Linked DNA regions of Homo sapiens: regions 2 and 3 are each linked to region 1. Evidence: chromatin loops called from intact Hi-C (ENCODE). Cell type or tissue: heart right ventricle. All regions are shown on one strand. Links, peaks and the distances in the headings refer to the core of each region. The heading gives the core; the rest is flanking DNA.

The links. Hi-C counts contacts between places; a loop is a spot of excess contacts. Peaks named below come from ENCODE experiments on the same cell type or tissue, not always from the same donor. Only the 100,000 strongest peaks of a DNase experiment are listed, where the experiment ranks them.
Region 2: it touches region 1 in a loop (3-fold over the local background); 86 of 110 quality-filtered maps call a loop at or near these places.
Region 3: a loop joins it to region 1, with 2.6 times the contacts of the local background. A loop is called at or near these places in 7 of 110 quality-filtered maps.

What each region holds. Positions count from the first base shown.
Region 1 is chr20:50,576,432-50,584,494 of GRCh38, forward strand. PTPN1 (protein tyrosine phosphatase non-receptor type 1) reads left to right here. Exons shown (of 10, transcript NM_002827.4): 6 at 1,989-2,198; 7 at 2,737-2,898; 8 at 3,272-3,495; 9 at 4,834-5,029; 10 at 6,261-8,063. The coding sequence ends at 6,284. Among named protein-coding and RNA genes, the nearest start is that of MIR645, 5.3 kb to the right of the region's middle. In heart right ventricle, for the core only: CTCF peaks have their summits at 3,726 (motif pointing left) and 3,939; a DNase peak (open chromatin) is centred at 3,730; H3K27ac peaks cover 915 bases.
Region 2 is chr20:50,479,259-50,487,321 of GRCh38, forward strand. It overlaps the pseudogene COX6CP2. Among named protein-coding and RNA genes, the nearest start is that of PTPN1, 27 kb to the right of the region's middle. RefSeq lists enhancers at 4,524-4,573, 4,614-4,723. In heart right ventricle, for the core only: no CTCF peak of the experiment used is centred there; a DNase peak (open chromatin) is centred at 4,383; H3K4me3 peaks cover 1,065 bases; H3K27ac peaks cover 1,692 bases.
Region 3 is chr20:50,395,454-50,403,516 of GRCh38, forward strand. No RefSeq gene overlaps it. Among named protein-coding and RNA genes, the nearest start is that of LINC01271, 78 kb to the left of the region's middle. In heart right ventricle, for the core only: a CTCF peak has its summit at 5,113 (motif pointing right); DNase peaks (open chromatin) are centred at 3,613 and 3,958; H3K27ac peaks cover 3,909 bases.

The DNA.
Region 1 (8,063 bases), core at 1,022-6,021:
CTGTTCTAGCACAAGGCTGGAATGAGTTCCTTGTGAAAGAGGTGAGCAGGTGTGAGGGAGGGTGTCAGTGGGCGGTAACCCACACCTTCAAGGATTAAAGGAAAACTTGCATTTGGCATGCTTGCTTCTTATTCAATTTTAAAATACATTTTAACGGCCGGGCACGGTGGCTAACACCTGTAATCCCAGCACTTTGAGGGGCTGAGGTGGGTGGTTCACGAGGCCAGGGGTTCAAGACCAGCCTGGCCAAGATGGTGAAACCCCATCTCTACTAAAAATACAAAAAAAAAAAAAATTAGCCGGGCGTGGTGGCGGGCACCTGTAATCCCAGCTACTCGGGAGGCTGAGGCAGAGAATTGCTTGAACCCAGGAGGCGGAGGTTGCATTGAGCCGAGATCATGCCACTGCATTCCAGCCTGGGCGGCAGAGCAAGACTCTGTCTCAAAATAATAATAATAATTTTTTAAAAATACATTTTAAGTCCTTTTCTTCCCCACCTGCCTCCACCCACCAAATAGAAGAGGTATTTCTTCTTCTTTAATGTCATTAAGGTTATATGGATACCATTTTCTAGAGAGGAAAGAATGATGGAATTGCCTAGTGTGAGTCTAGCAATTATCCTAACATACACAAATTTCTCCTTGTTCTGTGCCAAGATACTGTATTTAATATTTAATGAACATTAAATATTATTTACTAGTGTATTTAATGGCTGAGGCAGGGTTAAATATGTATTATTTTCATCCCAGCAGAGTTGGGGGAGGTCCTAGTAACTATGCCATGAGCTCTGTGAGGGTGAGGTGGTGTCTTTGCCCCCGCCTCCCTGGCACAGTGACTGGCACATGATTGGCATAGTGTGGACATTCGTCAAGTGAAGGAAGGCATCATGAGCAGATCTCTGGCCTGAATCCTTCTGCCATCAGCTGCTCGCCAGGTGGCCCTGGCACTGGGCCACAGGGAAACTCTCCAGGCTGGTATGGTTCCTGTCTGTGGCTGTCTTCCCGGGCCCATGTTAGGAGACTTTCACTTCCAGAGCCCTTTCCCTCTCAGGGCCTTGCTTACCAAGTGACTGGTTCCCATTTACTAGGAGCTCTTAGGTCATTGAAGATGTTGCGTACTCCCCCCAGTGAGGGCTGCCTTTTGATCACAGCCGCCAGAAGCCTCAAGGAAGGAGCAGAGCTGGAAACAGACGCCAGGCCATTGCTTCTGTTCCTCTGGGGCAGACCCAGCCACGGAAGAGACATTCTGGGACAAGGGCTGGGGTCCACCTTTCAAACGTGTCTGCAGCAGGCTCTCAGCATGGACTCTCTGCCTCCAAACATCCACCTCCTCATCGGAAAATGGATGGGAGTGCCTGCCTGGAGCAGCTGGTGGGAGAGCGCAGCGCCAGCACGTAGGACACACTCGGTTCATGGGCTGATGCCGTTCGCATTGACTGCCTCTTCAGCTGGGTGTTGAGCCACACCTTGGAGTCACCAGTCTTTGGAGACCAAGTCTGCTACTTTTTTCTCTAAAGTGACAATCCTCTGAAACCTCCAGATCATCTTGAAGCCCCCGTCTGAAAGTTGCCCAGAGCCAGTGCCTCACCTGCTGTTCCTTGTTCACTTTTTCACGGGAGGCCTTGCAGGGCTTTATGACAAGATTTTATGGGTGGCTGCCCAGCATCATTGTGACTCGTGAGACAGAGAGAAACCAGTTGTAACCATGTAGACAGTGGAAGTGATAGGGAGAAAAGAGGTGAGGGGACTCTTCAATCCGAAGGGAAATGAAGTCTAAGCAGGCGCACCCTGCAGGTTCAGTGTCAAGCCCAGGGCCTGGCCCCAGGGTGTGGTATTTGTTGACTGGGTGTGTGGACCCTGGGAGAAAGTCTGAGAATGAATGTTCCTCTTAGAGGTAGAGAGTGGAAGGTGACTCTGTGTGTACTTGGAATTAGTGATTTCTGTACAGATGATTCTTTTAGAATCATCATGAGTATTTTTCTCTTTCAGACCCAAGAAACTCGAGAGATCTTACATTTCCACTATACCACATGGCCTGACTTTGGAGTCCCTGAATCACCAGCCTCATTCTTGAACTTTCTTTTCAAAGTCCGAGAGTCAGGGTCACTCAGCCCGGAGCACGGGCCCGTTGTGGTGCACTGCAGTGCAGGCATCGGCAGGTCTGGAACCTTCTGTCTGGCTGATACCTGCCTCTTGCTGGTAAGGAGGCCCTCGCGGGTGCCCTGGGGAGCTCCTCTACCTGCTCTGCTGTGATGTTTTTTCCTAAGTAGAAACTGAAGCGCTCCTCTTCCAAAATACAGAGACTCACTGTGTTAGTCTGTTTTTGCGTTACTAATAAAGGCGTACCTGAGACTCGGTAATTTGTAAAGAAAAGAGGTTTAACTGGCTCCCGGTTCTGCAGGCTGTACAAGCATGGCACCAGCATCTGCTCGGCTCCTGGGGAGGCCTCAGGGAGCTTCCAGTCATGGTGGAAGGTGAAGGGGAGCAGGAGCAAGAGATGGGGGAGGTCCCAGACTCTTAACCAGCTCTCTTGTGAATGCATTGCCTCAGGGAGGGCACCAAGCCTTTCATGAGGGACCTGTCCCCCTGACCCAGACACCTCCCACCCAGCCCCACCTCCAACACTAGGGATCACATTTCAGCATGAGATTGGGAGGGGACAGACATCTAACGGTGTTATTAACGTTGCCCTTGAGAATTGGACCTGGCTGACTTATATCTCCTCTCTGGCTTTCAGATGGACAAGAGGAAAGACCCTTCTTCCGTTGATATCAAGAAAGTGCTGTTAGAAATGAGGAAGTTTCGGATGGGGCTGATCCAGACAGCCGACCAGCTGCGCTTCTCCTACCTGGCTGTGATCGAAGGTGCCAAATTCATCATGGGGGACTCTTCCGTGCAGGTCAGCATTGCCTTTGTTTGAATCCAGGTGTGACCATTTTAACTTTTTTGTCTTTGAAGGAGGCTGTCAGTTGTAAAAGTTCAAACACCGTCTGGTGTCAGGGGAAATAGCTACCCTTCATGTTTAAAATAGCTAGAAAGTTGTCAAAATGTTCACCATGTTGCACTTTGTGCCTTTGAAGTGCTCACATAGAGAGCATTGATAGGAAGACGAGACTTTATTTTCAAAAGATTTCATCTTCCAAGTACATGGCTGCAGCCCTGAGAGGCCGAGAGCCCCTCGCCAAGCCGTCACCTCTGCTCATGCAAAGGGATTTCCTGACAAACCAGCCGAAGTGAACACTAATAGGACTTCCTCTTGCTGCTCTTTCAAGGATCAGTGGAAGGAGCTTTCCCACGAGGACCTGGAGCCCCCACCCGAGCATATCCCCCCACCTCCCCGGCCACCCAAACGAATCCTGGAGCCACACAATGGGAAATGCAGGGAGTTCTTCCCAAATCACCAGTGGGTGAAGGAAGAGACCCAGGAGGATAAAGACTGCCCCATCAAGGAAGAAAAAGGAAGCCCCTTAAATGCCGCACCCTACGGCATCGAAAGGTAATATGATTGGGTCCCAGCTTGTTGGGGTGAGGGGAAATGACTTTCTGTTCTAGAAACACACGCTGGTACTGAAACCCTGTGGATGCAGCCTCCTGTTGGCAAGCAGCGCTTCCGCATCCTTGGGGAACAGGGCGCGTGGACCACAGCCACTCCACTCCTGGCTGCTGGAGGTCCGGTATTGGGCACAGGGTGGCCGCAGGACATGAGCCACTTCTGTGGGCTTCTAGTGCCACCTTGTGGTGCTTGTTGGAATGAGGGGCTCGGAGCCACCGAGTAGGGTTTTTCTGCCCCCCCTGACGACAGCGCCCTCCCCCAGGTTTCCGGACAGTCCTGAAATGTGATGTCCAGGCTTGAGTGCCCTCAGTCCCCACAGTGGTCCTTTGGGGAATGTAACCTTTTTTATGTGGTCTTGATTAAATCCCATTTTACTTCCTTGCAGGTTAACAACCATTATTGAGTACCTATTGATATGTGTGGTGTACTGAGTTAACTAGAACATGTCCCCTGGTCTGTGTTCTAGACCATCTTGCTGGGAAAAAGGCAGACCCAAAGCATATTTTGGTGGGGGCCCATGGACAGTGATGTGATAGAGGTGTCCGCTGAGGTGGTCAGGGAAGGCTGCTTGCAGTAGGTGGCCGTGCACGGAAAGTTTGCAGAATGAGCAGGTGTTAGTTCCAGCTGGAGATGACTGCCGGCTGTGCCCTTGGTACCTGCTTTCTGGAGGGAAGTTTTAAGACGTGTGCATACTTGACCCAGCAGTTGTATACATGGAGAAATTTACTTTGCAGCAACTCTCAAAACAAGCGTGTAAAGATGTGTATAGGTAGTTGTGTTTGTTGTGGCATTGTTTGTAGTAGTGAAAAATTAGAGACAGGCCAATGATATAACCAGGGACCTGATCAATTATGTTCTCTCCCGGTGTTGGGATATTCTGTAGCTCTTAAAGAATGAGATCTGGGTGTACTGATGTGGCCAGACATTGCAATTGCAGTACATGAGAAGGCAAATCATACAGTAGTGTGTACACCAGTGAGTCCTCCAGCCAGATAAATCCTCACAGTGACCAGTCGCCCAGGCACCTTGTGAACCCTACCCTGGGTGTGGGTGCTATCTGAAGTACCTGGGGGAGGGGGTGACAAGTGGACTTCAGGCTGATGTGGGCCCTGGCCTGGCCCTCCCTCCAAGCAGAGGGGGCTGGCTCGCTGGAAGGTTAACATCATCCAACTCTGTCTACACGTGGCTTGTTTTTTCCTAGAATTCCTGCCACAATAGCAGCATCCTTGCCATTCATTTTCTCCAAAGTGAGTAACCCATCTCTGCCCTCTGATTCCTCAGCATGAGTCAAGACACTGAAGTTAGAAGTCGGGTCGTGGGGGGAAGTCTTCGAGGTGCCCAGGCTGCCTCCCCAGCCAAAGGGGAGCCGTCACTGCCCGAGAAGGACGAGGACCATGCACTGAGTTACTGGAAGCCCTTCCTGGTCAACATGTGCGTGGCTACGGTCCTCACGGCCGGCGCTTACCTCTGCTACAGGGTATGTTTCCACTGACAGACGCGCTGGCGAGATGCTCGTGTGCAGAGAGCACTGGCCGCTAGCCCGATGGTAGGATTCAGTTCTGTGGTGCATCTGAGCCAGTCTCAGAAGAAACAGATCAAAGGTTTTTAAAGTCTGGAACTGTGGAAGGGCTAACAAGAGAATTAAGGATCGATGCACTGGGGTTTTAAGGAGCCCTCTGGTCCCAAGAATATAAGAGTCTAATCTCAGGGCCTTAACCTATTCAGGAGTAAGTAGAGAAAATGCCAAATACGTCTGTTTCTCTCTCTCTTTTTTTTTTTATTCCTTTGTTTTTGGAAAAAAATAGAGTTACAACACATTGTTGTTTTTAACCTTTATAAAAAGCAGCTTTTTGTTATTTCTGGAACAAAAAAAAACAAAGTAGGCACTTATGAAACTTTCTCATACCCTTAGGTGATGTAATCAGCCATATAATTTATATTTGATTTCCCAGGGAAGGAATCCCAAACTTTTACGAATGTAAACTCCCTTGGAGAAGAGGGTTAGGACGCTGTTGCGCTCAAGCCCCCCTCAGCTGTGTGCACACTGAGCCAGGACAGGGTCTTTGAGCTTTCCCACTATAAGAAGAACAGCAACAAAAGGCCGTCTAGAAAAACAGAACCTGCCTCTGCTTCTGCTCAGGGTGTCCCCGCTGGGTTTCCATTGTCCTTTCTCCATTGCTCCCTCCTGTGACAGCCATCTTGCTCATGTACCAGCCCTCATCACCCCATCCCCATAAATGGGTGTCCTCGAGGCCTCTGCCTGGGGGTCAGAGGTCACCACAGGGTGGCCATTGGCATGTCAACCCGCTGTTAATTCAGAGAAGTGGGCTCCACCTCATTGGGAGAAGTGCCATTTCAGCAGAAATTCACACGTTAGACGTGTGTTGCTGTTAAGTAAGGGGAAGAGAGAGGACTAGCCTCAGAGCTCTGGCCATGGAAATGACCTCCTAAGACTTTTTCGTGGTTTTAAATATTTTACCTCTTTCCAGGTGGCATCTGAGTACATCAGATGGTTTTGCAAAATGCAAACAATTTTTTCCTTGGGGATGATTTTTGGGGAGAGGGGGCTACTGTAAAAAATAAAACCAAAACCCCCTTTGCTCCCTCGGAGGTTGAAGTTGCCGGGGGGTGTGGCCGGGGTCATGCATGAGGCGACAGCTCTGCAGGTGCGGGTCTGGGCTCATCTGAACTGTTTGGTTTCATTCCAGTTCCTGTTCAACAGCAACACATAGCCTGACCCTCCTCCACTCCACCTCCACCCACTGTCCGCCTCTGCCCGCAGAGCCCACGCCCGACTAGCAGGCATGCCGCGGTAGGTAAGGGCCGCCGGACCGCGTAGAGAGCCGGGCCCCGGACGGACGTTGGTTCTGCACTAAAACCCATCTTCCCCGGATGTGTGTCTCACCCCTCATCCTTTTACTTTTTGCCCCTTCCACTTTGAGTACCAAATCCACAAGCCATTTTTTGAGGAGAGTGAAAGAGAGTACCATGCTGGCGGCGCAGAGGGAAGGGGCCTACACCCGTCTTGGGGCTCGCCCCACCCAGGGCTCCCTCCTGGAGCATCCCAGGCGGGCGGCACGCCAACAGCCCCCCCCTTGAATCTGCAGGGAGCAACTCTCCACTCCATATTTATTTAAACAATTTTTTCCCCAAAGGCATCCATAGTGCACTAGCATTTTCTTGAACCAATAATGTATTAAAATTTTTTGATGTCAGCCTTGCATCAAGGGCTTTATCAAAAAGTACAATAATAAATCCTCAGGTAGTACTGGGAATGGAAGGCTTTGCCATGGGCCTGCTGCGTCAGACCAGTACTGGGAAGGAGGACGGTTGTAAGCAGTTGTTATTTAGTGATATTGTGGGTAACGTGAGAAGATAGAACAATGCTATAATATATAATGAACACGTGGGTATTTAATAAGAAACATGATGTGAGATTACTTTGTCCCGCTTATTCTCCTCCCTGTTATCTGCTAGATCTAGTTCTCAATCACTGCTCCCCCGTGTGTATTAGAATGCATGTAAGGTCTTCTTGTGTCCTGATGAAAAATATGTGCTTGAAATGAGAAACTTTGATCTCTGCTTACTAATGTGCCCCATGTCCAAGTCCAACCTGCCTGTGCATGACCTGATCATTACATGGCTGTGGTTCCTAAGCCTGTTGCTGAAGTCATTGTCGCTCAGCAATAGGGTGCAGTTTTCCAGGAATAGGCATTTGCCTAATTCCTGGCATGACACTCTAGTGACTTCCTGGTGAGGCCCAGCCTGTCCTGGTACAGCAGGGTCTTGCTGTAACTCAGACATTCCAAGGGTATGGGAAGCCATATTCACACCTCACGCTCTGGACATGATTTAGGGAAGCAGGGACACCCCCCGCCCCCCACCTTTGGGATCAGCCTCCGCCATTCCAAGTCAACACTCTTCTTGAGCAGACCGTGATTTGGAAGAGAGGCACCTGCTGGAAACCACACTTCTTGAAACAGCCTGGGTGACGGTCCTTTAGGCAGCCTGCCGCCGTCTCTGTCCCGGTTCACCTTGCCGAGAGAGGCGCGTCTGCCCCACCCTCAAACCCTGTGGGGCCTGATGGTGCTCACGACTCTTCCTGCAAAGGGAACTGAAGACCTCCACATTAAGTGGCTTTTTAACATGAAAAACACGGCAGCTGTAGCTCCCGAGCTACTCTCTTGCCAGCATTTTCACATTTTGCCTTTCTCGTGGTAGAAGCCAGTACAGAGAAATTCTGTGGTGGGAACATTCGAGGTGTCACCCTGCAGAGCTATGGTGAGGTGTGGATAAGGCTTAGGTGCCAGGCTGTAAGCATTCTGAGCTGGGCTTGTTGTTTTTAAGTCCTGTATATGTATGTAGTAGTTTGGGTGTGTATATATAGTAGCATTTCAAAATGGACGTACTGGTTTAACCTCCTATCCTTGGAGAGCAGCTGGCTCTCCACCTTGTTACACATTATGTTAGAGAGGTAGCGAGCTGCTCTGCTATATGCCTTAAGCCAATAT
Region 2 (8,063 bases), core at 1,554-6,553, 97 kb before region 1:
CACCAGTGCGTTCTTCTTGGCATCCAGCCACTTGTGTCTCTGCCTGCTAGGGTCTGGGGGTTTCTATAGGCATAGGATGGGGGCGTGGCAAGCCAGGGTGGTCTTGGGAAATGCAACATTCGTGCAGGAAAACAGAAATGCCTGTCCTCACGTAGGTCCGTGGGCACAGGCCCAGGGGTGAAGCCCTACCCAGGGACCACGCCCTTCCCTTCCCAGCACTTCCCTGCCCCCACTCCCGTATCAGTACCACCAATTACTAGCTCTGTGGCTTTATGCAGCTCACTTAGCTTCTCTGTCTCTCAGTTTCTGATGCGTAAAACAAGGATGACAATAAAGGCACCTATTGCCTAGGGCCATTAGGTGGATTCACATCAGTCCGTGCCCTGGCAGGAGGAGAGTTTTATGAATGGACTGTCTATAAAATGTAGGTGGGGACCGTCCATTTCTCCAACAGCTGGGAAGGATGTTGGTGTTGAAGTTTACACACCTATCAAGGACAGTAACTACCATGGCTTCTGGTGCTTTGACAAAACCTCCAATGCATAGCCTTCTGGTTAAGCGTCTGTGATTTCATATTATTGGAGCATTCATGGTATCCCTGGTGGTTGCAGCTTTCTACAAGATTGCTATGGCCGAACCAAGAAAGAAGGCATACGCAGATTTCTACAGAAATTATGATTCCATAAAAGATTTTGAGATGAGGAAGGCTGGTATCTTTCAGAGTACAAAGTGATCTTGGAATATGAAGAATTTCTTTGAGTTGAAATATCTAGAAGTTTGTCACTGACTTGTGTTCCTGAACTATGAAACATGAATGAATATGTCAGCTAAGAAATAGTTTCTCTTGGTCAGGCGTGGTGGCTCATGCCTGTTATCCCAGCACTTTGGGAAGCTGAGGCGGGCAGATCGCTTGAGATCAGGAGTTCGAGACCAGTCTGGCCAACATGGTGAAACCCCATCTCTACTAAAAATACAAAATTAGCTGGGCATGGTGGGCATGCCTGTAATCCCAGCTTCTTGGGAGGCCGAGGCAGAAGAATTGCTTGAACCTGGGAGGTGGAGGTTGCAGTGAGCTGAGATCGCAGCACCGCCCTGCAGCCTGGGCAACAGAGCCAGACTGTCTGAAAAAAAAAAAAAAAAAGGAAAAGAAAAAAGAAAGAAAGAAAGAAAGAGTTTCTTGACTAGGTGTGGTGGCTCATTCCTGTAATCCTAGCATTTTGGGAGGCCAAGGTGGGCAGATCACGAGGTCAGGAGTTCGAGACCAGCCAGGCCAACATGGTGAAACCCCATCTCTACTAAAAATACGAGAAATAATTAGCCAGGTGTGGTGGCGTGCGCCTGTAATCCCAGCTACTCAGGAGGCTGAGGCAGGAGAATCACTTGAACCTGGGAGGCGGAGGTTGCAGTGAGCCGAGATTGTGCCATCATTGCACTCCAGCCTGGGCAATGGAGCAAGACTGTTTCAAAAAAAAAAAAAAGAAAGAAAAAAAAGAAAAAAGAAATAGTTTCTCTTGATAAATAAACAATTAACAACAACAATAACAAAATGTAGGTGGGATTTACAGAACCCAGGGATGCTGCATCACTCCAGCGATAGTAACAAAGGGAGTTTATCACAGCTAGATAGTAACAGAGGGGTCCTTAGCACCCCCACATAGTAACAGTGGCCTGGAGGAGCAAAGGAAGAAGTGGTCTCCAGGTCCAGAGAGAGGGAGCTCTACAGAGAGGCTACCTGACAGAAGCTGTGTCATCCTTCAGTCAAGGGACACAGTAGACCATGGTGACCCAACAGGAGAGCTGGGGGAATAAACAGCTCCTCTGGAATTGAGATGTTCAGTTAGCCAAGTGCATTTGTTAGCTGCCCAACCACTCTAAGCTCACGAGGAGCAAGAGAAAGCATGCCTTCTTAGTAGCTACTAAACAAATCCTGAGATGAACTCTGATTGAACCAATCTGTGCCACATACCCATCTCTAAGCCAATCATCGTAGTTTTTTTGTTTGTTTGTTTGTTTGAGACGGAGTCTCGCTCTGTCACCCAGGCTGCAGTGCAGTGGTGCAATCTTGGCTCACTGCAACCTCCACCTCCCAGGTTCAAGCAATTTTCCTGCCTCAGCCTCCCAAGTAGCTGGGATTACAGGCTCCCGCCACCATACCCGGCTAATTTTAGTATTTTTAGTAGAGACGGGGTTTCACCATGTTGTCCAGGCTGGTCTCGAACTCCTGACCTCAGGTCATCCCCCCGCCTCAGCCTCCCAAAGCACTGGATTACAGGCGTGAGCCACTGTACCTAGCCAATCATCATAGTTATTGTACCTCCACTGCTCTGGTTCGTTGGTGCTAAGTCACATGCTCCTTGTTGGGTTACAGGCTCAAGGGAACTTCCTGATGGAGCGAACTTCCAGAAGGGGTGGTTCCCAAATGGAAACTCAGGTTACTTGGCATGGAAGAGAGTGCCGTAGATTCAGGGTGGCCCCAAATCAGCAAACATTCATTATATTCACGTTATAAAATGAAAGAACATTCAGAAAACAGCATAAAGTAGCATGATACCATTGGTAGGCACTGTGGGATTTCCCATCAGCCATCCTCAAAACTTATTTTTGGCAAATGAAAGTGTTGGACTAGGGTAACTCTTCCCTGCCAACATTCAACATGTGTGACTATCCCCAGAAAGTAACTACGTAGGAACAAGAACATGAGATGCTCCCAGCTGGAGCCCCAAGGGCCATTTCCAAAGCTACCAACAGAGCGTCCTCTGTGTTTCAGTAAGGGTAACTTTCTGCAAAATACAACAAAGATGTTCATGTGAAATAAAGGGGGTGATTTATGTATGAAAAGGTGGGGTGTGAGCCTTGTGAATACCATGGGAAGATGAGGTCCTTCCACTCAGGGAATAGGAGCCCCGTGGTTTGGCCCCAGATGGTAAACAGGAGTGCTGTTTAGTTGAAGAACAGCATGTCCCATTCTGTTCTTTTGGGGAGATTTAAAGCAAGACCGTTTGCAATTGGATCTAATTGATAAGTGTCTTAGTTTGGAATCCCCTGTTGGCACACCTCATATCTTAGTTTAGATTCTCTAGATACAGACCCTGAGACAAAGACTCAAGGACACATCACTTCTTTGGAAGGCAAAAGAAATACGAGTAGAGAAGAAAAGAGACCCAGGGAAAGGAGGACAACCAATATTAAGCAAGTTATCAAGACAGTTACTGCCCTAGGCAAGTGAAGCTTAATTCCACCTGTGTAGAACACATGTCTCAGAGTTATCTTACCTGAAGGATCAGCAACTCCATCTTGGAAGCTAATCCGCCATGTTGGCTTCTGATTAACCCCTGTTCCAAGAAGGCCTCTAAGATTTCTAGTTTATCTATTATTCCTTGTGTAAGAGCAGGTTCTGACTCTATATCCTGTCCTTAGGTCAAACAACCTTGATGTTATCTTACTTCAACTGTTCTACACATCCCTTCTGAACCACCCCTCTCCTATGGTATAGAAGCCCTGGGTCTGGGAGATAATGGAGTGGGGATCCACCATCTTGTCTGGCCACCGCAGGAGACACAGACGTGGCATCTGTTTCTAAGTTTCTATTAAAAGTTTCTTTCTAAGGAACTGAGTATGTCAGCATCATCTCTTCAGCCTCTCAGCTTCCTTGGACTTTGGGGTAAGTTTGCATAGACCTGCCCACTGCAAAACAATCAGGAAGCTGGGGTATTTATACACCACCTCTATCCATTCCTTGGTTGAAGGCAGCTGGAAAGAAGAGAAGGAATATTCATTCTCCAACCTCCTTTAGGCTGCTTGACTCTGACAACCAGAAGAAAAAACCCAAAAAACTCATAGAAAAAGATGCACATACTACCAGTTAGAAGTTGGGCAGTTGGCCAGGCGCAGTGGCTCATGCCTGTAATCCCAGCACTTTGGGAGGCTGAGGAGGGCGGATCACCTGAAGTCAGGAGTTCAAGACCAGCCTAGTCAACATGGTGAAACAAAATACAAAAATTAGCCGGGCGTGACGGTGGGTGCCTGTAATCCCAGGTACTTGGGAGGCTGAGGCAGGAGAATTGCTTGAACCCGGGAGGCAGAGGTTGTAGTGAGCCAAGATCATGCCACTGCACTCCAGTCTGGGCAACAGGGCAAGACTCTGTCTCAAAAACAAACAAACAAACAAAAAAAAGAGCTAGTTACCTTTATGGGCAACTGGGGCACAGTCCCAGAGGGGCCCTCAGGGGATGATGTGGAGTATACCGCAAGATTGTCTCAGGAAGGGTTGGGGAAACTGTGCTGTTTATCCGCAATGACCACTCTCAGCGGTTGAAGGTGGTGCCCGGGGCCAGCAACTCCAGTACACTTCCCTTCCCACACATGTGACCTGCCATGCGCACATGAAGCACACAGGCTCTGGGCAGAGAGATGCGGGTGCCGGAGGTTGGGTATACGTCACCAGCATTTATAGAACTGTCCATCTAGCTTCAGGCAGCTCTCTTGAGTGGGCTGAGGAGGATGAGTGAGCACTGATGCTGGCCAGGAAACTTAGGAGAAGGAGGGGAAAGGAAGAAAGGAACAAAACTAACATTTATAAAGTGCAGGGTAGTTGCCAGCCATTAGCACAGTTACTTTCGTTTTCTGATTCCCATTGTACAGTTGAGAAAAACGAGCTCAGAGAGGGAAAGTGACTTGCTCTTGACTATGTGACAGTTAAGTGCTGGAATTCCAGCTCAGATTGAGTCTACAAAGACAGTGTTCTCTATCTCCCTCTTCCTTTTCTCCTTGTCCTCCTCTTCTCTGCTTTTCTCTCCCTCTCCCTCCTCCCCACCACCTTGTTTATTTTTTTTCCAAATAATATTTAGAGTTACCAAGACAGAAGTCAAGAGGAAAGCTTTCTGGTGTCCTTAAAGATGTGCTTTATGAAAGATAGTTTTCATTTGCTCTTTTATTCATTTGACACATTTATTAAGCACCTATGATACGCAATATATAGAAAACAAGACAGACACAATCCTTGCCCCTTAGGCTTTATACTCTAGCAGGAAAAGGAGGCATTAAACAGCTAAATACACATGGCGAGGAGGGGGTAAGGGAAGCCTAGATGGGGAAGTGGGGGAGTGAGATGGGAACAGGAAGGCAGCCATAAAAAGCAATTAGTTGATTACGTTGTGATACAGGTTTCTCAACCTCCGCATTAGTGAAATTTTGACTGGATCATTCCTGTAGGCTGTTCTGGGCATTGTAGGATATTTAGCAGCGTCTCTGGCCTCTACCCACTAGATGCCAGTAGCATTCTTACCCTGGTTTTGACAACCAAAAATGTTTCCAGACATTGTCAAATGGCCCCTGGGGGGCAAAATCACTCCCAGTTGAGAACCACTGTGGTAAATAAGAAAGGCAGATACGAAAACATGTAACAAGGAAACAGAATCTAGGCATACCCACAAGGAAGTGCCTTTAGGACGAGATCCATGTGACAATAGGCATTAGCCAGGCAGAAAGCAGGAATGGCATCCTAAGTAGAGTAGACAGCATGTGCAAAGGCCCTGTAGCCAGACCTGAAAGGATACTGGAGAACAGAGAGTGGCCTGGTGAAATGGGCAGGGCTCAGTTCACACAGGGCCTTAGAGTCTGAGTTATAAATTTTAGCCTTTATCCATGGTCACTTTTCCTTTTTTTTTTTTTTTTTTTTGACACAGTTTCAGTCTTGTTGCCCAGGCTAGAGTGCAATTGTGCAATCTCAGCTCACTGCAACCTCCGCCTCCCAGGTTCAAGCAATTCTCCTGCCTCAGCCTCCCGAGTAGGGATGTGCCACCATGCCTGGCTAATTTTGTATTTTTAGTAGAGACGGGGGTTTCTCCATGTTGGCCAGGCTAGTTTCAAACTCCTGACCTCAGGTGATCTGCCCACCTCGGCCTCCCAAAGTGCTGGGATTACAGGCGTGAGCCACCATGCCCAGCCACTTTTACTTTTAAAATTCATTTCAGCATGGTTAAAATAATAAAAATAAACTAAATGACAACAGACAACATCAAGTGCTGACTAAGATGCAGAGCAACTGGAACTCCCATACACTGGTGGAAATGCACAACGGTAGAGCTTCTTTGGTTGTTTTTTTTTTTCTTTCTTTCTTTCTTTCCTTCCTTCCTTCCTTCCTTCCTTTCCTCTTTCTTTCTTTCTCTCTCTCTTTCTTTCTTTCTTTCTTTCTTTCTTTCTTTCTTTCTTTCTTTCTTTCTTTTTTTGAGACAGAGTCTTGCTCTGTTGCCCAGGTTGAGGTGCAGTGACACAATCTCGGCTCACTGGAACCTCCACCTCCTGGGTACAAGGGATTCTCGTGCCTCAGCCTCCTACAGTACAGCTTCTTTGGAAACAGTTTGGCAGGTTTGTTTGTTTGTTTGTAAAGTTAAACCTACGGTTATCATACAACTCACCAATCCTGGCCAGGCATAGTGGCTTATGCCTATAATCCCAGCACTTTGGGAGGCCAAGATGGGAGGATTGCTTGAGGTCAGGAGTTTGAGACCAGCCTGGTCAACACAGTAAGACCCCGTTTCTATAAAAATAAATAAATAAATAAATAAATAAATAAAGTAAAAATCCCACTTTTAGAAATATACCCAAATGAAATAAAAACTGTTTATTTAATAAAAACACAAAAACCTGTACAAGAACGTTTATAGTGGCTTTATTCATAAAGGCCAAAATATGGGAAACCATCTAAATGCCCCTCTACTGAGGAAAGATTGAACAAACGGCAGTACATCTGTACAATGGAATACTACTCACGAGTAACAAGATGAGAACTCTTTTTTTTTTTGAGATGGAGTTTCGTTCTTATCACCCAGGCTGGAGTGCAGCAGCATGATCTTGGCTCACTGCAACCTCCACCTCCCGTTTGCAAGCAATTCTCCTGCCTCAGCCTCCCGAATAGCTGGGATTACAGGTGCCCGCCACCACGCCCAGCTAATTTTTCTATTTTTAGTAGAGACAGGGTTTCACCATGTTGACCAGGGTGGTTTTGAGCTCCTGACCTCGGGTGATCCACCTGCCTTGGCCTCCAAAGTGTGGGGATGAGAGGCATGAGCCATCGCGCCCAGGTGAGAACTCTTAATACACACGATGATGTAGATGAACCTCCAAAGCATCATGCTGAATTATAGAAGCCAGACTCAGAGGGTACATGTTATATGATTCCATTTATATAGTCTTTTGAAAAAGGGACAACTATAGGAACAGAAAACAGTTAAGTGGTTGCCAAAGGCTGGGAGTGGGCACAAGGGTAGACTACAAAGGGTCCCCAGGAAATTGGGAAGACAATTAATAGAATGGTTCTAAACCTTGACTGTGGTGGTGGTTAGATGACTGTGCATTTGTCAAAAAATACAGAACCCAGTCAGCCAGGTGCGGTGGCTTATACCTGTAATCCCAGCACTTTGGGAGGCTGAACTGGGCAAATCGCTTGAGCCGAGACCAGCCTAGGCAACATAATGAGGCCCCATCTCTACAAAAAATAGAAAAAATTAGTTAAGCTTGGTGGCGCCTGCCTGTAGTGCAGTCCCAGTTACTTGGGACGCTGAGGTGGGAGGATCGCTTGAGCCTAGGTGGTTGAGGCTGCAGTGAACCAAGACTGCACCACTGCACTCCAGCCTGGGCAACAAAGCGAGACCCTGTCTCAAAAAAAAAGAAAAAAGAAAAAAAATCACAGAACTGTATACTAGATAGGATAGATTTTACTGCAGGTAAATAATGCCTTTATTTTTTGAAAGTAAAAAGTTATTATAATGAAGACTCTACAGTAGGTCTATCAGTTGCACATTTGGGGGGAAATCAAGCTGGGTTCTGGTTCAAGGAAAAAATTAAGAAAGGTAAGAAGAAAAAGAAAATAAATTTTAAAATCTAAAAAGAAAAAGAAAATAGTCCGCGTGTGGTGACTCAGGCCTGTAATCTCAGCACTTTGGGAGGCTGAGGCAGGCGGATCACCTGAGGTCAGGAGTTCGAGACCAGCCTGGCCAACATGGTGAAACCCTGTCTCTACTAAAAGTACAAAAATTAGCCGGGTGTGGTGGCCGGCGCCTGTA
Region 3 (8,063 bases), core at 2,065-7,064, 180 kb before region 1:
GTCAGTCTCTGGCCAGAGCCTGCGGGAACAGGACGTCCTGGTCCTCCTGCCCTGGTGGGGCCCAGCAAGCTATTTTTGGGCACGTTTATTGATGGGACACGGGTGCCCAGCTGGACTCCTGATTCAAGAGGAAGGCCCCAGGCTGGCCCAGGGTGGTTCTGCTTCTCCAGGCCCTTGGCTGCCTTGGGACAGCAACCATCTGCTACACCCCATGTCAAGGGTGTAGCCTGAGCTGGCTGGCTCCAGGAAGAGCAAGGGTCCCCACGAGTGTGGATAGATTTTGGGGGGGGGTCACACAGACTACAACTATTTCCCAAAATTCTGGAGCCTGATTAATTCATAGGCAGGCAGAACACAGAATGAGTATGACAACAGGTTTTGAGGTTAGACTTGAGTTCAAACCCCCGCTGTGTCCTCTGCTAGCAAATTTACCGTGGGCAAGCCAGGCCAACTCCTGGAAGCTCCGTTTCCCTGCCTGTGAAATAATAACAATCCTTACTCACGGGGAGGGAATGAAGCTTGAATTAGATAGCCCCCACAGCTCAAAGCCTGGCATACAGTAAGTACTCAATAATGAATAATAACTTTGCAAATAATGATTGACAGCTGACATTTATTGGGAGTTTAGCAGGTGTGAGGCAGTGGGCTAAATTATTGACATTTTAAAAAATCTCACTTCACCCCCCCCAACGATTCCTGGGGGAAGGTGAATGATGCACTTACAGGTGCCATTATCGTTCCCTTTTACAGATAAGAAAACAGTTCACAAAGAGGAATGATTTGCCCGATATCACCCAGCAGATGTGTGGCAGAAAAACCCGCTGGATGCGTGGCAGAAAAACCCGCCTTTGAACTCCGGCCCTAAGAGAGGACAGGGCCAGGCTGCAGAGCTGTGCCTCACGCCCTCCTTTCCCTCCCACAAGGACTGGTTACAAAGACCCCGTCAACACCTAAGTCCACGCCGTATCGTGCACCCCTCAGTCACCCCCTGTCCCAGAAGGTAACCTCCTGGGCCTTCCTGTTGATGGAAATTCAGACACCAACATCCCTGAATATTCCCTTGACCCTTCTTCCTGCCATTGGGGTTATTTTGTTTTCCTGGTTCATCGGCAAGAAATCTGCAAGAAACTGGCTGGGTTGGCAAAGGCTCTGGGCTAACTTGGAGGCCGCTATGCTGTGTATGCTGGGGTGGGTGCTGGGGGCCTGGCGGGCAGGGGAGGGCAGAGGCTCGCATGCCGGGGCACCTCAAGGCCCAAAGTCAATGCAGTGTTTCCTTGGTAAAGTGCCCTCCTGGCCTGCACCTGCTTACAATTCAACGCAGTGCCCTGAGGGTACATTGCAGCCTCCTTTGGCTGAAAGAAGCAGCCTTTTGTGATCTATCCTCTGCCTTTGTAGCCTTCTTTCCCACCACTGGATCCCCTCCAAAAAGAACGTGCTTTGCCCTGCTTCCAGGCCTTTGGCCCTGCTGTGCCCTCCTCCTGGACCACCTTTCCTCCATGGTTCTCTTACCACGTGCTTCTTCTCCTGGTACTTCAGGACTCCTACACTGTGAGGCCCTCCCAGAATCCCCCCAGCCCCCTACTTGGGGTTGCCACTGCGACAGAGGGACATTGCTTCCAGAACTACGTTGTACTCTAGACTACAAAGCCCAGCTGGTGAGCTGACACCTCCATGTAGGTTTCACGCAGGCCCCTAACTTCACAAAGCGGAATACTCCATTTATTTCCCTCCTGAAACCCCAGCCCTGCCCACCTGTCTTCCCAGCTCAGGAAACAGTGCTGCCCTGTTCAGACCAGGTCCTGGTGGCCCCTTGGTTCCTGTTTCCCTCACCCCACACATCCCAAATCTTGCTGACTTGACTGCCAAATACATCCCAAATCCATGCCCTTGTTGCCACTTTCACAGCTACCACCGAGGTGCAGGCTTGCCACTGTCCTTGCCCACCTGAACCGTGGCAGTGAGCTCCTCCTCCCTGGTCTCCTGGCTTCCAGCTTTGCTCCACTCAATCCACACAGTCAGAGGAAATATTTCAAAAGACAAACCAGCTGGGCGCAGTGGCTCACGCCTAATACCAGCACTTTGGGAGGCCGAGGCGGGTGGATCACCTGAGGTCAGGAGTTCGAGACCAGCCTGGCCAACATGGCGAAACCCCGTCTCTACTAAAAATACAAATAATTAGCCAGGCTTTGTGGCTTGTGCCTATAATCCCAGCTACTCGGGAGGCTAAGGGAGGAGAATCGCTTGAACCCTGAGGCGAAGGTTGCAGTGAGCTGAGACGGCGCCATTGCAGTCCAGCCTGGGCCACAAGACTGAGGCTCCATCTCAAAAAAAAAAAAAAGAAAGAAAGAAAAAAGAAAAAAAAATCTGGTTTACTGCTAAATGTTTAATGACACCTTCTCAACAAGGGGGAGCCCTGATTTTTACATGTATCCATTTCGGTGGTGTAAATAGTCCCACCATGGTCCATTTGGAGCTACCAGTGTGACTTACTGAGCATGGCATTGGGAAGAACTTGTTGTACTATTTCCACCGTGGGATATGGCATATGATATGATACAACACAACAGACGTCAATCACTTCAACAACACAGAGAACAGTGAAATGGTGAGAAAGTGGTGATCTGTGAGCAGTTGTTACCTTTGTTTTTGTTGTAACTTATTTAACTGGAAGTTCGTGCAATTTAATTCTTAGCGATGGCTGTGTGTGACAACTAGCTTGCAGAATTCGTGAGCCAGTAGGAGGTGGTGCCAGCAACCCCACTGGTTGAAAGCGACACGAGGGCAAGGATGTTTCCACATTGTTCCCGGCCGTTTCCTGGGGCCTGGAACAGTAGAAGGAGCTCAGGGTAGGTGTTCAGGCCGCATTTGTTGACTATTTTATAGTGCACCTGTTTGCATCAGAGAGCACAAACTGTTTGCCTCAACTTGACTTCATGGGCTGAGTCCAGCCCACAAGCAGGTGTCATTTGGCTCTCAGAATGTTTTGGACATTTTTACAAAATTTATTGCCAACGTTTAAAAGTCAAGGGTTTTGTTTTTTTTTTTTATGAAATCTCACATAAACCTAGATGTGTAGCTTCTCCTGGAAAATCAGAAGCTCTGGACCCGACTCCCTTATGACAACAGAGGCTGGAGCGGAGGGGCGCGCAGCCAGCCCCTTCAGACTGGGCATGGGCTCGCCAGTTTCCGCAGGCCCCACCCCTACCCGCAGTCTCACACCACGCCCACTTCATTCGTTCACGTAACCTGCTGGGCCTGCGGATATTTAAGTTGCAACTGCCATCTTCGCCTCCATCTTAGCACTTGTCACAGTGTGGGCCCGTCACAGTGTCCCTGCCAGACAGTGAGCACCTTGGGGACAGGCTCTGTGAGGGAGCCCCCCGGGGTCCCCACTCCTGGTACATAGTAGGTCCACAGGTTCTGGAACTAGATGAAATGTTTGTTGTCCAGTGAATGCCAGCCCCCACCCAGCTATCCGAATTGGGGCACGCACTAAACTCAAGCCCCGACCGGAATGTGACAAAGAGGTTGGCCGAGGCCAGGGTTTAAAAATACCCCAGGGCTGGTCAGCTGCGAGGTGCTTGGAGGTGTTGAAACAACCAGGCCAACGCTGGCTGGAGGCCAGTGCACCCACTTTGCTCTGTGTGATGTGGGCTAATGGGAGGGGTCACTAGCAGGTCCTGGCGTGCGGGGGTGGGGAGTGGGAGGAGTAGGTGCAGCCCCCTCCCCCACAGCCCTGCTTGGGAAAGGTCAGAGATGTTTATAAACAGCATGGGGTGACATGACATAATTTCACATAAAGGGTTACCAGGCAGGGCATGGACACAGGGCGGCCTCCTCTGATGTTTCCACGCCGCGGTCTCCTGGCATCAAGAAAGCCGGGATGCTGCTAGCACTGTGGTCTCCCCACGGCCTTCAGAACCATGGCCCAGCCCGCTGGAGCCAGGCTTAAAAATAACGCTCCCAGCACAGTCTCCTGGGGGACAGCCAGCATGGGGGCTGGACAGGGAAGGAACAAGCTCTGCTGGAGCGCCCACTGGATGCCAGGCACGTCAGAGGCATGAGCTCATGGAGCTGCACACAGGCCTTGGGAGGGAGGGACTGTCATCCAGATGGGGAAACTGAGGCTCAGGAGTGGTGCCACTGGCTCAGTGTTTCCCAGCAAGTGGCAATGCTGCCATGCCAATCCATGAGACAAGAGTGACAAGAAGGCAGGCTCTGTGTCACGCCGCTGTTCCCGAGTCCCTGGCACAGCGTTTGGCCTTAGCAAGCCTCAGGAGGCAGCTCCCATGGAACTTGTCCAGGATCGAAACCCGCTCTCCCACCACAGCTTGTCTCCGTCAAGGGCAGCCCATCCTTCCAGATGCTCAGGGCGGATACCAGGGCATCATCCTCAACTCCTCTTTTTCTCTCACCCCCACACCTGGTGCTTGCTGCTCCATCCAAACACAGCCGCCCCTCCCTGCCCTGGCCCAGCCCCACCTCTCTCACCTGACCCCTGCAGGAGCCTCCTTCCTGGTCTCCTGCTTCCACCCTCACCCTAACAGTCTTGCCTCCATCAGTGTCCAAGGTAACACACTAGACTCGTATCATCCATCACCTGAATGTATTAGGATGCAACAGTGAATAGAACACACATGTCCCCGTCAGCGTGGAGCTGACATTACGGAATGGGGGAGGAAGGGGGCATCAGCCTTCACAGGTAAATTAAATAGATCATGTTTCCAATGGCAGTGAGTACTAAGGAGAAAAATAAGCCGGGGAAGGAGGAGGGGAACATCAGAGAGGAATAAATCTAAATAGGGAGTGGGGGTGCAGGGCAGGAAAGGTCTCACTGAGCAAATATTTGAGTACGGCTTGAAAGAGATGAGGGATTGGGCAATGGGGATTTCCAGAGGAAGGGCATTCTTGGTAGAGGAAACAGCAAGTGCAAAGGCCCGAGGCCGGACCGTGCCTGGCATGAGCGAGGATGGCAGAGAAGAGGCCAGTGTGGCTGCAGCAGAATGAGTGAGGGGCAGCGTGGGAGGAAGTGAGTTCAGAGGGGTGAAGGGCAGCGCCCATAGAACCTTGCACGTCGAAGGAAAGACTTAGCTTTCCTCTGGGGTAGGTGAGAGCCATGGAGGGTTCTGAACAGAAGAGGGCACAGTCTGACTTCGTTTCTGAAAGAATCTCTCCAGCTGGGTGTAGAGGATGGGCTGTCAGGAGCCAGGGGGAAGGGGACAGTCAGGGTGACTGCAGTGGTTCATGCAGAAGAGAATGGTGAATGGGCCCAAGGGGTGGCTGTGGAGGTGAAGAGGCGGGGAGAACGGATCTTGGACTCCTGATCTGTTCTAAGGTGGAGCTGCTGGGGCATATGCTGCTGGACTAGATGCGATCAATAGAAATCAAGAAGCCAAGGATGTTTGGGTTTCTGCTAACACAGGAACAGAAAACCAAACACTGCATGTTCTCACTTATAAGTGGGAGCTGAACGATGAGAACACATGGACACAGGGAGGGGAACAACACTGGGGCCTGTTGTGGGGGTGGGGAGGGAGAGCATCATGATAAATAGCGAATGCTTGCCGAGCTTAATAGCTAGGGGATGGGTTGATGGGTGCAGCAAACCGCGATGGCACATGTTCACCTATGTGACAAACCTGCACGGCCTGCATATGTACCCCGGAACTTAAAATCTAAAAATAAAAGCCAAGGATGGCTCCAAGGTTCCAGATAGAGCAGCCGGAAGGATGGAGCTTCTGCCTTACAGAGATGACCAAGCACCAAGCTGGGCTCTGGGAAGGATGGGAGTGAGGCGGCGGCCCTTCCCCGGGGGGCACCGGATCCTGTGTGAAGGTCATCCTCAATACAGTGGGCTTTGCTTTATGAAATTCCCTGCTGATTCACATCAGGATTCTTCTCCAGCTCCTCCTTCCCATCCCTGTCCCTGAGTCCCTTGTAAATTTTGCAGGAGCCACCAGGTCCCTCCTCCCCTCGATTCCTGAAGAGCAACAAACGCTTCTATAGCACTCATGTGCCTGGCAGGATCCTAGCCCTTTACTTAAACTTTGTGAACTCATCTGATCATCACAGCAGTTCCAGGAGCTGGGGACTCTTATTACACTTATTTCATAAATGGAGAAAAAAGGCCCAGAGAGGTTAAGTCACTTGTCCAGGATCACACAGCTCCAAGTGGTAGAGGCAGGATATGATCCCAGGCAGTCAGGCCTAGGCCTCATGCTGTTAACCACTACACTTACTATCTCACCCTTGGCTATGAGGAGTCAAACTGGGCTTGAGAGATTGGGTGAGGGGAGAGGGCTTCAGCCACCCCTTCCACATAAAAGAAACAGTTGCCGTTTTCTGAGTACCTCTCCTGTGCCTAGTTCTATACCCAGGCTTCCTCTATTCTGCATATCAACAGAAGGGGTATCACAAGGATTGTACCCATTCTACAGATAAGAAAACCAAGGCTCAGAGAGGGGAAAAGCCATGTCCACAGTTACAGCCAGGACTGAGAATGTGGAACTCTGGGACTCCAGACCCCATTCTGTCCCCTCCTCCACACTGCCTGTGCTTGTCACCCGCTTCCTGCCTTGGTGGTGAGGGGGGTGCTCAGGGGTCAATGGCCGCACTGCATTTTCTTCTTGCTGGAAGCAGAAGGAGGACAGGAGAAGTGACACATTGCACAGCTGCACGGATTCCCGCTCTCAGGGCTCGTAGATTTTGTCTGGCACAATCAACATGTCTGAGGCCAGCTCTGGGCCAGGTGCTGGAGAGACCGAGATAGGAACACAGAGTGGAGGGTGAGAAAGATGGAGGCCCTAGGTGGCTTTGATGAGATAGACAGTGGTGGGGTTGTTACAGAAGTTCAGAGAAGCCGCTCAGAGGAGCAGGTGCACATGAACCTTGTGTCCTGGCAGCTTCTTCACTTCTCTGGATCTCAGTTTCCATCTCTGTGACACGGGGTGGTCATACCTGCCACCCCATCTCACAGAGCTGGTCAGGACTAAAGGTGAGCGCCAAGGGGGCATGCACTATCTCCACCTTGCCCTCTGCTGTCTTCCAGGACAGAAAGAGCACAGGCCCCAGCTTGTTGTAGGCATTCTGGGGACCTGGCACACAGGAGGTGCTCAGGGCCTGCTGGACGTATGGAAATAAAGAAATAAACTTCTTTGGGACTTATTTTCTTCCCCCATAAAGTGAATTATTTCCATGCACCCATGCACTTTACAAAGACATAGACCCTCTCAACCACCTGGCAAGGCGAGTACTAAGATCATCTTTGCTTAACAGGTAAGAAAAACGGACACCTAGAGAAGCTACGAGATTTCACCAAGGTCCTAGAGCTAAGAAGGGATGGAGCTAGCATTTGAATTTCACTCCCTCTGCCTCCTCAGCATTCACAGAACTAATTGCAGAACTAAACTAATAACAGCTTGTGTTTTGTGGAGCATTTATTACATGCCATGCGTTATTCCAGACACTTCACATATATTAACTAATATTAGTATCTACCTCAAATGTGTGGGAGAGATGATATTTCCTTCCCATTTTACCCATAAAGAAAGAGGTTAAGGGGCAGGAGCAGTGGCTTAGGCTTGTAGTCCCAGCACTTTGGGAGGCCAGGTGTTCGAGACCAGCCTGGGGAACATAGCAAGACCCCCATCTCTACAAAAAACAAAAAATTAGCTGGGTGTGCTGGATCATACCTATAGTCCCAGCTGCTTGGGACGCTGAAGTGGGAGGATTGCTTGAGCCCAGGAGGTCAAGGCTGCAGTGAGCTGTGATTGTGCCACTGCATTCCAGCCTTGTCTCAAAGTAAAATTTAAAAAAAAGAAAGAGGTTGGCCAGGTGCGGTGGCTCATGCCTATAATCCCAGTACTTTGGGAGGCCAAGGCAGGTGGATCACCTGAGATCAGGAGTTCAAGACCAGCCTGACCAACCAACATGGCAAAATCCTGTCTCTACTAAAAATACAAAAATTAGCTGGGCATGGTGGCAGGCTTCTGTAGTCCCAGCTACTCGGGAGGCTGAGGCAGGAGAATCACTTGAACCCGGGAGGCGGAGGTTGCAGTGAGCTG